2 separate regions of the Homo sapiens genome follow, and region 1 is linked to region 2. The links are chromatin loops, found by intact Hi-C in ENCODE. Cell type or tissue: endothelial cell of umbilical vein. All regions are shown on one strand. Links, peaks and the distances in the headings refer to the core of each region. The heading gives the core; the rest is flanking DNA. Region 1 overlaps LINC02360 (long intergenic non-protein coding RNA 2360). Region 2 overlaps LOC107986178 (a long non-coding RNA gene).

Region 1 (5,390 bases), core at 204-5,203, 53 kb before region 2:
TGCAAATGTGAATTTGTGAACCAAGGGTGTGTCTCTTAAAATGTTCCTGTTAAAATTTGCCTCGCATCATCTATAACTTCCCACTGATCATGAGTTTTTGGATTTTTACCCCATGAGATCATCCAGTCAAAAGGCGATGAGAGTGTCAAATTAATAAATGAATGTATAGTGAAAAAAGCTCACAATTTTCTACTCAAAACACACTAATTCACACGCTGCTGCCTTACCAAAAAGTTGTGCTACTGTGCAGTTACTGAAACATCGGTGTCCTTATTTTAAAATGGGGTCAACTTCCGTCCCCACCTGCCCACTGAGATGTTGTGAGGATCGAAACAGATAATGCAGCAAATGTTATTTAAAGCTGTTAGAGATCATGCAAAGTAAACATCATCTATATGACTAAGATGATGATGATGATGATGATGATGATGATGATGACAATAATGGCAAAGGTGATGAATCCAGGACTTTTTTTTTTTTTTTTTTTTGAGAGAAAAGGGGTCCTGTAAATAATTACTCTGGGACAACCCTCTTAAACCAGGATAGCCTCCAAAAAACTGGGGACAGGACAGCAGCCACTCTTTTTAAGCTGATCTTAACAACATGTTTAATTGCTGAAGATCACATCACAGTCTGGGGCTGGAAAGGAAGAATTTATATATCTTTCCAGCAACGTGGTTGATCTAAGAAAGCCTAACTTGAAAAGCAGATGGGAGAAGAAGGCAAGTGGAGGGATTGACCCTACAGCCCCATCATTGCTAGTTACTTAGCACAAAGTCATTTCTGATTAGATAGATCTACCTGTGTATCCCGCAAGCCCCTCAAATTCAGTGTTCTCAAACCCAGGTCTTCTGTCCACAAATTTTTTTTTTTTTTTTTTGAGACGGAGTCTCGCTCTGTCGCCCAGGCTGGAGTTCAGTGGCGCGATCTCGGCTCACTGCAAGCTCCGCCTCCCAGGTTCACGCCGTTCTCCTGCCTCAGCCTCCTGAGTAGCTGTGACTACAGGCGCCCACTGCCACCATGCCCGGCTAATTTTTTTGTATTTTTAGTAGTGACGGGGTTTCACTGTGTTAGCTAGAATGGTCTCAATCTCCTGACCTCGTGATCCGCCCACCTTGGCCTCCCAACACAAACTTTTTTGTAAAGACTTCTTTATGAAGTTATACTAAAATACCCTTTTCCATTGACTGACTCTTATTTTATCCGGCAGAAAGTTTGTTACTTTTGCCATCTAAAACTGATTTAAGTTTCCTTTTGCTTGTTCAAGCTGACTTCCACTGATTCTGTTCACGTGGCTTATCATACTTTACCTTAGGTATTAAGATACCCTTAATCTGGCTTTTCTGCTCGTAGCTCCCACTCTTCCAACTTGCCTGAATCCTCTGTCTGCTACTCTTAGAGCCATCATGCTTAATGATTTCTATCATTTTCTCTTCCATACTTGTACACGATGCATCTCTCAAAGTGCTTGAACTCTGTGCACTTACACTTAATGTTTAGCCAACATTCATATACTACCCTACATTAAAAAAAGCTATTTGAGATGAGAGTGACAAATCGCACAGGGCTTGAAATGGAATACAGACTGAAAAACTCACCCTTGAACAGCAGATTGTTTATATACATTTCTGTAAACATCCACTATATGCCCAGTGATGATGCTAAATGCTTCGGACTCCTACACAAAGAAGAAGAACAAGGAGAAGGAGAGAGAGAGGGACAGGGAGAAGAAAAGGGAGAGAGAGACGAGGAAGAAGAGAGAAGAGGAGGAGGAGGATAAACTTTCTCAAGACTTTTTTTTCTCCCCATAAAGTTTTGTCATGATGAAAGTCTTCTGGGTATCTTTATATTTTCATTCTCAATTTATACATACAAGGATGATCATATCTGACTGATTTTCTAGGAAAGTCCTGATTTCAAAAAGCATATTGCATACTATAAACTTATAAACCACCACCACTGTAAGAGATATTTAATATCTAGTTCAGTGGATCACAAACCCATTTATGTGATAACAATCCTGGAATTCAGAGTGTCTTTATAGAATTCTGTGATATAATGGTTTTATCATGTATTTAATTTCATCATGTAAAATAAGAAAGTATTTACTATCAGAAAATGTGATTTGATGCCCACATGGTGTATAAAAGTCATCTTATTATGATGGGCACTAGAGAGAAGGTAGTTAGTAGACAGCTTTTCAACCAAACTGTCACTGCTTTTGTTTTTGTAGCTGTTGTTGATGTCTGCTTACTTACTATGTGCATTCAGGTTTTTTTCTGTTTGCACATGAGAGTAGCTAACATTATCAGAAAGAAATTAAGGAAAAATACCTCATGACTGACATAATTCTAAAAAGTTAACTTAGCTTTTTCTCTCTATTTGCAAAACATTTATATGGCCAACCCACTTGCTCCTGTACTCTGCAGGCATATAATCTAAGATCTATTGGCTCAAAACCTTAAGTTTTAAAAAATCAGATTTATTTCATGATTATTGCCCATTAAGAAACATAATTTACTTCTAGGTCACACTCTAAGTGAAATTCTTGCTTTTTTTTTTTTTTTTTTTTCTCTAAACTTGAAAGGACGAAAGATGACACTTAGTGATTTTGGAAAAATGAATAGCAGAAATACGAACCAGACACATGGATGAAACTTATTCCATGGCTAAGCCCTGAAAACAGAATTAGTTAAGTCATTGGCTCAAAGAAATATGACTAAGGTTACTAGAGGATATGGCAGGAAGGGGCTCTATATTTATGGCATATTTAGTGTGAACAGGAAAACTGAGGAGAAAGGTCATTGACTGGGTTACTTTGTATTGTAGTGAAATCTTGATATGCTGTAAAACAGGCAGCACCAAGAATTTTGAAGAACTCAGGATTTGGGGTCAGAGAAGCAGGGTGGAATTCCAGCTTTGTTATATTTGGCAAGTCAATTAACTGCTGCCAGTCTCTATTATCTTTGCTTAAGTGACAATAATAATAATTGCATAGGAATATGTGCATATATTATATATATATAATCGCCTAACTGAATTTTATCAGGATTAAATGTATAATAATTGTTGTATGCAAAAATTGTTGACAACCACTTGAATACTAACACCAACAAACAGAAACTATCAAAGTGATGAGTCATATCATACGGTTATTTCATTTTGTTTTTATATTGACGTTTTACCCATAGAAGTTCTATTTTTTTAAAAAAAGATTAGTGCTTACACATATGGTAAATGTATTGAAGAGATCAGACTTTGGTGATATGAACTAGGTCCGATACAAGCAATAAATCTCCAAGTTTTCCCTTGGATATGGAAAAGCGTCACCAATGATATTGTTTTCATCAGCACTGCAGCTCAATTTATTTTCATTATATACCACAATGTTTTATTTTGGGATTCTGAAAACCCTTTTATTGGAAAATTAGGTCATTACAGCAATTGTGTTATCTCCCTCCACCTTCCTCCAATGTGCTGATCAAATCGCCCCCAGTTCAGGAAATCATCAAACAAATGAGAATGCTTACTCCACACATTTATGTGTCCACAGCTGCCCTTTAATGATGTTGTATCTGTTACCACTGTGGTTTCAAGTAACATTTTTCTCCTTTCACTTTGGATGATGTCCTCCAACAAATATTTGCATGTAAACAGTAAAAAGAAAAATATATTTTTCTGATCTAATTGTATGATACTTTTGTTTTCTCCTCCTCAAGTTTAAAGATGCTCAATGACTGTAGGAAGAAGATACTGGATTTTCAAAATAACATTTGATGAAAGCAATTGCCATGCAGTGATGAGAACAGGTTTGGGAGGCTCAAGACCTGGTGTGACATCCTGACTCCAATTGGTGTAAGCTGCATTGCTCTGCTCAAATGATTCAAACACTATAAACTGCAGTTGCACATTGGTAATACCTACTTCATTGGTATGTAAGATTTGAAAATGTTCATAAACCACCAAGCACTATGTAAGCATTAGTTATTCTTATTATGACTTTTTTATTCCTTCTATAGGGAAAAGAGTGCTAGAAGTTATAGCTAGGAATTCTAGTTACTATACAATTCCATAAACGATATTGTGAAAAAGCTTAAATTCTAAGATCAAAGATAATACTTATTCAGTAGGGTTTATATGTATGTTTATATATATATATATATTTTTACTCAGAGCAAATAATATGGTCAGTAAAATGGGTGACAATTGTAAACACAATGACCATTAGTGTTGTAAAGTACATGTCAGCCTAGGATGTAAAATAACTTTATTGAATAAAACCTTTCTAGCTACATAATATCTAAAGGTTACTGTGTTAATATACACACACAAACACACACACAGAAATAGCACTGAAAATAAAATAAATGAAGATGCTATTAAGTTCAAATGATGATGAAATTGACCCCCAAGTCATGGGAGTAGGTAAGCAGTAGAGAGCCAGTGGTCTTCTGAAGTCTGTAGCCCTGGGGCCTGACCCAGTCTCAGATAGTCCCCTCAATTCAAGATAAATTTAAATGCAATAGACTATAATCCAGGTCTACATATTTCCAGATCAAGCTATTTTCCCTTCTCCTTGCCAAGTGCAATAACAAAGTTTGGTTCTGAAATTCCCCAACGGACTGTTTAGCCTGGCTTTGGGCCCCCACATAGAGTGTGACAGCAGCCATGCAGTGAGGGCTTTCACCCCAGGGAAGGTGATGGTAAGCGTTCAGAAGATGTGTGCATGAGGTAAGACAAGTCTTTGCTTCATAAAGTGTTGTGTGTATTGTGAGTTGTTTCACTTCTCTTTCTCCCCACATCAAATTATAGTAAGGTCTAAAAGTGAATAACAAAAAACAGACTTCACAACACATTTCTAAATGATTCCTGGGAGGAATTCCCACCCAAATTGAGAAGCTTGGAGTTTTAAGATGGTTGTTGCTGAGGTCTGACTCTTAAGAGCAATCTGAGAACCCCTTTCTTTCATCTGAACTCAGACTATGCTCTTAGACCTAGAAAAAAAGGGGTTTCAGTGTCCAAAAGCTGAAAGGCTATGTTGTAGACATATAATGTTTCATGGACGGCAAAGCACCTGAAGGCTGTGCCTACATACAGACAAAGCGTGTCCCTAATTATAGGTTGATAGAGGCCAAGATTTAACTTTCCAATCCCTCATTAAAATATAAAGGCCTGTGACCTTGCCTACCAGCCAAGGAATGTGTCTGGTCTTAGGGACAGAAACGACCTAGGAATGGAGGCTTTTATGTTCTTGTGGGCAGGAGGTGCAGTAGGAGAATCAGCTACCAGGGATGGCCCACAGCACAGTGGAGATCTCATGTACAGTGTTGGAAGCAGTGGCAACAGCATTCAGGCCCTCACTAGATTAAGTCTGCAGCTTCATTTGTGCA
Region 2 (5,390 bases), core at 124-5,123:
GACCTCTCCCCCCAATCCCTTCTCCACACCACACTCAAAATCCAACTGTGGAACAGATACAGAATAACTGCTACTGACTCTGTCTTAGAAAAAGAGAGAAAACAGAAAGCACAGACAGTTACTGGTCCATAGCAATTCTGAAATCCAGCCAGACACATGTTCTGTAGGGCCCTTTCCTCCTTCATAACAGTGATTCTCCCAAACTTTGGCTCTGTGCTCAAAGTTCATGGTTCCTTCCCATAAGTCATTCATCATTTTGCATAAGAAAATTGACTCTGCAACGAATGAGACTTCTCAGCCTGCTTCCCAACACCGTTTTCATTTTATACAGCCTCTATTTCTTTTTTTCCAAGTAGGTGGTGCTTCCACCAGAAATTTATTTTAAAATCTTTGTGAATTTTTTTTTACTCTTATGTGGGTTCACTCCATTAGACTTAGCCAAATCACAAAGCTCTTTTAGGAAAGCTCTTCTCCACCTTGAGTTTCTTGTGAAGCTGCTGTTAGAAAATGAATTTTCGGAAGCCCTATTGTTTAATGGAAAGGACCTGTGAGCTGTCAACTTAAAATCCTCAAAGGCTCTTTTAAGTGTTCGAAAGTTTTCATGAGCCACTGCTTAAATTATTATCAGGTGACAGAACATCCTACCCTGTATTTGATCTTTGACCTAAGCCATGTGTAATTTTAGAATCATTTGCTGTCTGGAGAGACTGGGAATTGAAAATAGCTTTAATTTAAAATACAGCAAGTCCCAAACGCTTTTTATTTAGCATTTTACCAACACACTGGCTGGAAATCTTAACTAGATCCTTGAGATCTTTAGTTGAATTTCCTAATTATGACATTAACACAAGTGACAGTGTTGGTAGACTTTCTGCCACCACACAAGTATCCTCTTTCCTCCAGCTTCCAGAAACATTATCCCATTCTTACTTTCCTCTAAGCCCTCTATGACAGCCCTCTTGAAATATTTTAGGCTTTTACTAGCAGCCTCCTCAAGGTCTTTCTATCTCCTCCCCATTGCTCAATCTCAAAGCCAATGTCAATTTTTAAAAATATGGTAGTATACCATATTTAGTATTGTAATCTATTCCAAATATGTTTTTATAACAAATTATCCCGAAGTTAATGTTTCAATTTTAGCCAGACAGTTGCTAAGTACAAGACATTGCAAAGGCCTCTGCACTTTCATGTCCAGCAGGTGATCCACTGGGACTCCAGCTGGAGCTAATAGGTGGATCATTTATACACGGACTCACCATGTAGCTTGGGCTTTCTTCCAGCATGGCTGAGTTCTAAGAGCAAATATTCCAAGAAGCAGGAAGTGAAAAGTGCCTTTCCTTAGGCCTTGACCCCCAAAATGGGCACAGCGTTACTTCTGCCATATTCTATTGGTCAAGAAATAGCTGATCACAGATTCAAGTGGAGGATACATAGACGACACTGCATGTCACATAATTTGGAGGCTGATTTTTTTAAACTTTCACAAGTTGCAACCATCTTTCAGAAACAAATTTATGCACTTTTAGATGTTACAAAAAATAAGGCATGCAGCATCTCTTTGAGATTATAGTCTAAAATAGTTTTGTTTTTTGTTTTGTTTTGTTTTTTACCATGTCAACTTAATTAAGCTGTACCTTTCCAGAATCCCTTTCCTTATACAAATCCAGGTTAGGTTTGACACAAGGAAAGTTAATCATGATGTAGAATGTGGAAGTGAAAGAGCCATTATTACCCAGCAAATGTTGGTTTCTGGTGACAAAAACATTGCATGTTTCCATGTTATTGCTGAGGTTTAGATTTAATTGCTATCATGGGACAGTAGCTGGGCTTGGAGTAGCTCCACCACTTTTACTGGATTTCCTCTTTCATCTTCTCTAAGTCTTGAACCAGATTAGCATTTAGCCTTGTGGCAAAGGACATCATCTTCTTTTCATGGCCAACTGCATTGCTGATGTTGGAGGCAGTGCAGATGTGGGTTCCAGTTTCCCTCATAGGTTTTTTTTTCTTTACAGATTCCAGTTGTTCCTTTCCGTCCCCAATTTCACTTTTATATTTTTTCCCCGACTGATGGCTTTGCTGACCTTCAATGACTTTAGGTCTACTGCCAGATGCTGAAGGAACAACTTTCCTCAGACTTATTCACCTCCCACAATTATGTGTGGCTTACCCCCAAAATCAATCCTCTATTTCATATTACTTATAGTAGGGCTACTTCCCTGGTAGAAACCAAACTAACTCAGGCAGAGAATGATTAGTAAATTATTATATTTATAATACAGAGTAATATGCAAGATATGTAACGGAGTAACTAACTATGGGATGAGCAAAGCTTTCACAGAAGTGACATTTTACCTGGGTCCTTTTCATTTTTCCCAGTGCAGAAAAGACAGGGCATAGTACTCAAGGTAAAACAAACAACACTGATTCCGCTGACTTTCAAGTAATTGACTTTAAATAAATCACCTTTATTGACTGTAGCTGGTAGTTCTTTCAATCACATACTTTGGTTGTCACTAGACTTTTTCTGTTTACCCAGCACATGAACTTCCATTTGGTCAGGAAAGCCTTGGGATTTATAAGACCTTAGTCACAACACCTCCTTCCGATTTTGTTTTTCAGACATCCCTATTGAAAGCTGCTATTTATTCCCGACCATGACATGGCCAGGATAGAGAAATCTTAATAACTTCCTAGTTCTTCCTGAGCTGGCTCTCTGTGACTTTGCCTGATTACCCTATTTGTAGTGCATTCCCAGAACTTCAGGCACACCATGCACAAATGTGTGTGTCTTTATAAAGCACTTTCTCAAAGGGAGCATCAATCATTGCTCAAGCCAAATCTAGAGTGCTGCTGTTATGGAAGAGTTATTTATGAAATTGCCATCCCTGGGCTTCAGCCTCTGTTATGTCTCAACGAAACTGTTGGACTTTGAGCAACTCATATAATTTTCATATGCCTCAATTTCCACAACTGTAAAATGGATAATATTATCCTTAACAAATGCTGTTAGGGTTGCTGGTGGTGTTGGTTGAATTAAAAATGAATTTGAATAAATTAATTGTAAATTAAATATTAAATACAATCTATCCTTTTGTTAAGTATCAGCCTTTGTTTCTATCCATTAGTGTTGGGAAGTAAGAACACTTTGCAACCTAATAGTCTAGAATTTTACTCCTTAATCTCAGAGTTTTATTTCCTCCGGCGCTATTGAGGATTAGAAAGAATGCATGTAACACAGCTCAGACAGTGTCTAATGAATTCATTATAGGTGCTCCATGTAAGAGACCCAACTGGATCTAATGTAAGTTTGAGGTTATTTAAGATTATTTAATATGGTAGAAGGAGTTAGTCCAGGTAATCTAGGAACACTAATACCCTGTCTTTGTTACCTGCTTCTTTCTGCAAACCATTGCTCTAAATAATAAGGCAAATAAAAGGCAGAACAACACTTTACCAGTAGCTGGATCTTTGTCCCAAGCAAGAGATCATAGTGAGGTCTGATGCACTGTGTGGAGACAGAGTTTATTGAGGATTAAGACCAGGGTAGCTTCATTCTCTCTAAGCTTAAACTTGAAACTCACCATCCAAAGTATTTCACAGAGCAGTGATGGAAACAAAGGTGAATACAGAGAAGTAGAAATCATGGGAGAGTGTACTTGTGCCCATGTTAACTCTAGACTGGCCTATGCCTTCCCCTATACAAGCATAAATCTGAATCCAGCATTTACGTAGAAGAATAAAGAAAGTGTACAAAGAAAGAGATGCCTAATATGGCTGGAACACTGTACTATTACTTCTTTGGCACATGGAAAGAAAGGTTCAGAGAAAAACTGTACATAAATATTTCCCAACTTACATATATACTTTAAAGCTATCCCTTAGGAAAATAAGTCCCATTCAGAGGTCCCAGTATTAGGAAATCTTCCCTCACTGGTATCAGGAAAGAGGATAGTGAAATTGTGTATTTAACCATGACTTATTAATAACATTATCTCATGAGTAGTTATCTTCATTCAGTGTTCATTTTATTTATTTGTCTTTGCTGAAACAGACTAAGACCCTTTGGTGTTAATTCTAGTTCTCGTAGTAGGTAGCTGAGCGACCTTGAACAAGGTTTCTCTCTAGCACTCAATTTCTACATCCATAAATAGAAGGTGTGAACCAGATAATTTGTTGTTTCCCTCTCAGATCTAACATTCTGGTAGATAATCTAGTTACCTAGCTTCCTATAAAGTACTTTTAAAAATTAAAAGTGTGTGCTTTTATTCTCTAGGAAATAGTTTTGCATCCCACTCTTTACTTTAAAAATCTCTGCTGCATGATTTTTCTTTTAACAGACACAAAATCTTGGTGATTTTGCGAAAGTTAAAAATAGAGTCCCTTTGAAAATAGGAGAGTCACGCTGTTTATAAATAGCAGGCCTTCAACTCTGCAGCGTATTCGGTCAGAAAGAGCAGTTTAAACTGGAATGAAGAGTAAAAATAAAACTATTTAACTACTTTTGCAAGAGTCTACCAAAGAGATTTAGATCGCCTATGTTAGCTAAAGAAAGGTATGGAGATGAAAAATTAAGGATTACTGGATTTACTGCGAACAGGAAGGTGCATTTTTAATAATTGCCCGTTTTATAAAGAGGAGACTGAGGCTTAGAGGAATTATTTTTTAGGACTGTGCCCAGAAAAGGGGGAGTCTTGAATGAGAACCTGCTTGATTAGGTCTTTCCATTCCATTATCCCACTTCTGAGACAATCGTGGAGCTCTCTGCTTATCCAACCACTTTCTTTTCACTCAGTTGACCCTAAACTCAAATATGAGACTGAAGGCAGGAGGAACTGTTATCGCTGAAGCATGTCTGCAAAGAGGTACCCCATGGATTAATCAATTAGGAAAAATGTATTTACCAGATACTTTATGCATGGTGCTGTGAAATAAACTTTATGAAAAATGCAGTCTTTGGTGTCAGGATGCCTACACACTGTTAAGGCAAGATCTTATCAAATTAAATGTCAGAAATACATAGTGCCCAAAGAAATACATAATATTAATTTCTAAGCATTCACCCAACATAATGTTCCTTGTATCTGGGTGGTAGTATTCCATGAGAATTTTATTTTTATTTCCTTTTTGCTTTTCTGAATATGTGTGACTTTTACAATGTTATAAAATGCACAGTATAAATTCTCCAAGGAGCAGTTTTCTTAGATACAGATATAATCAGCTTCAGACTACAAAGGTATGGTTGCCTGACTATTTTGGTGAATTAGTTTGTAGTGCTTTCAACAGACATTAATGTTTAGAGAAATTTTAGATTTATGGAAAAATTGAGTAAAAATCCAAGGTGTTCTCTTATATACTTTCACACCCGTCCCCTCAGTATCCCCTGTTATTAA

Evidence for each region. Peaks named below come from ENCODE experiments on the same cell type or tissue, not always from the same donor. Only the 100,000 strongest peaks of a DNase experiment are listed, where the experiment ranks them.
Region 1: it touches region 2 in a loop (6-fold over the local background); 2 of 110 quality-filtered maps call a loop at or near these places.

Annotation. Positions count from the first base shown.
Region 1 is chr4:11,741,576-11,746,965 of GRCh38, reverse strand. It overlaps LINC02360 (long intergenic non-protein coding RNA 2360), which reads left to right. Exons shown (of 4, transcript NR_146995.1): 3 at 3,720-3,855. All of the region lies in intron 2 of LOC107986178 (a long non-coding RNA gene), which reads right to left. Among named protein-coding and RNA genes, the nearest start is that of LINC02360, 25 kb to the left of the region's middle. In endothelial cell of umbilical vein, for the core only: no CTCF peak of the experiment used is centred there; DNase peaks (open chromatin) are centred at 2,815 and 3,495; H3K27ac peaks cover 2,483 bases.
Region 2 is chr4:11,688,642-11,694,031 of GRCh38, reverse strand. All of the region lies in intron 2 of LOC107986178 (a long non-coding RNA gene), which reads right to left. Among named protein-coding and RNA genes, the nearest start is that of LINC02360, 78 kb to the left of the region's middle. In endothelial cell of umbilical vein, for the core only: no CTCF peak of the experiment used is centred there; a DNase peak (open chromatin) is centred at 2,611; H3K27ac peaks cover 1,098 bases.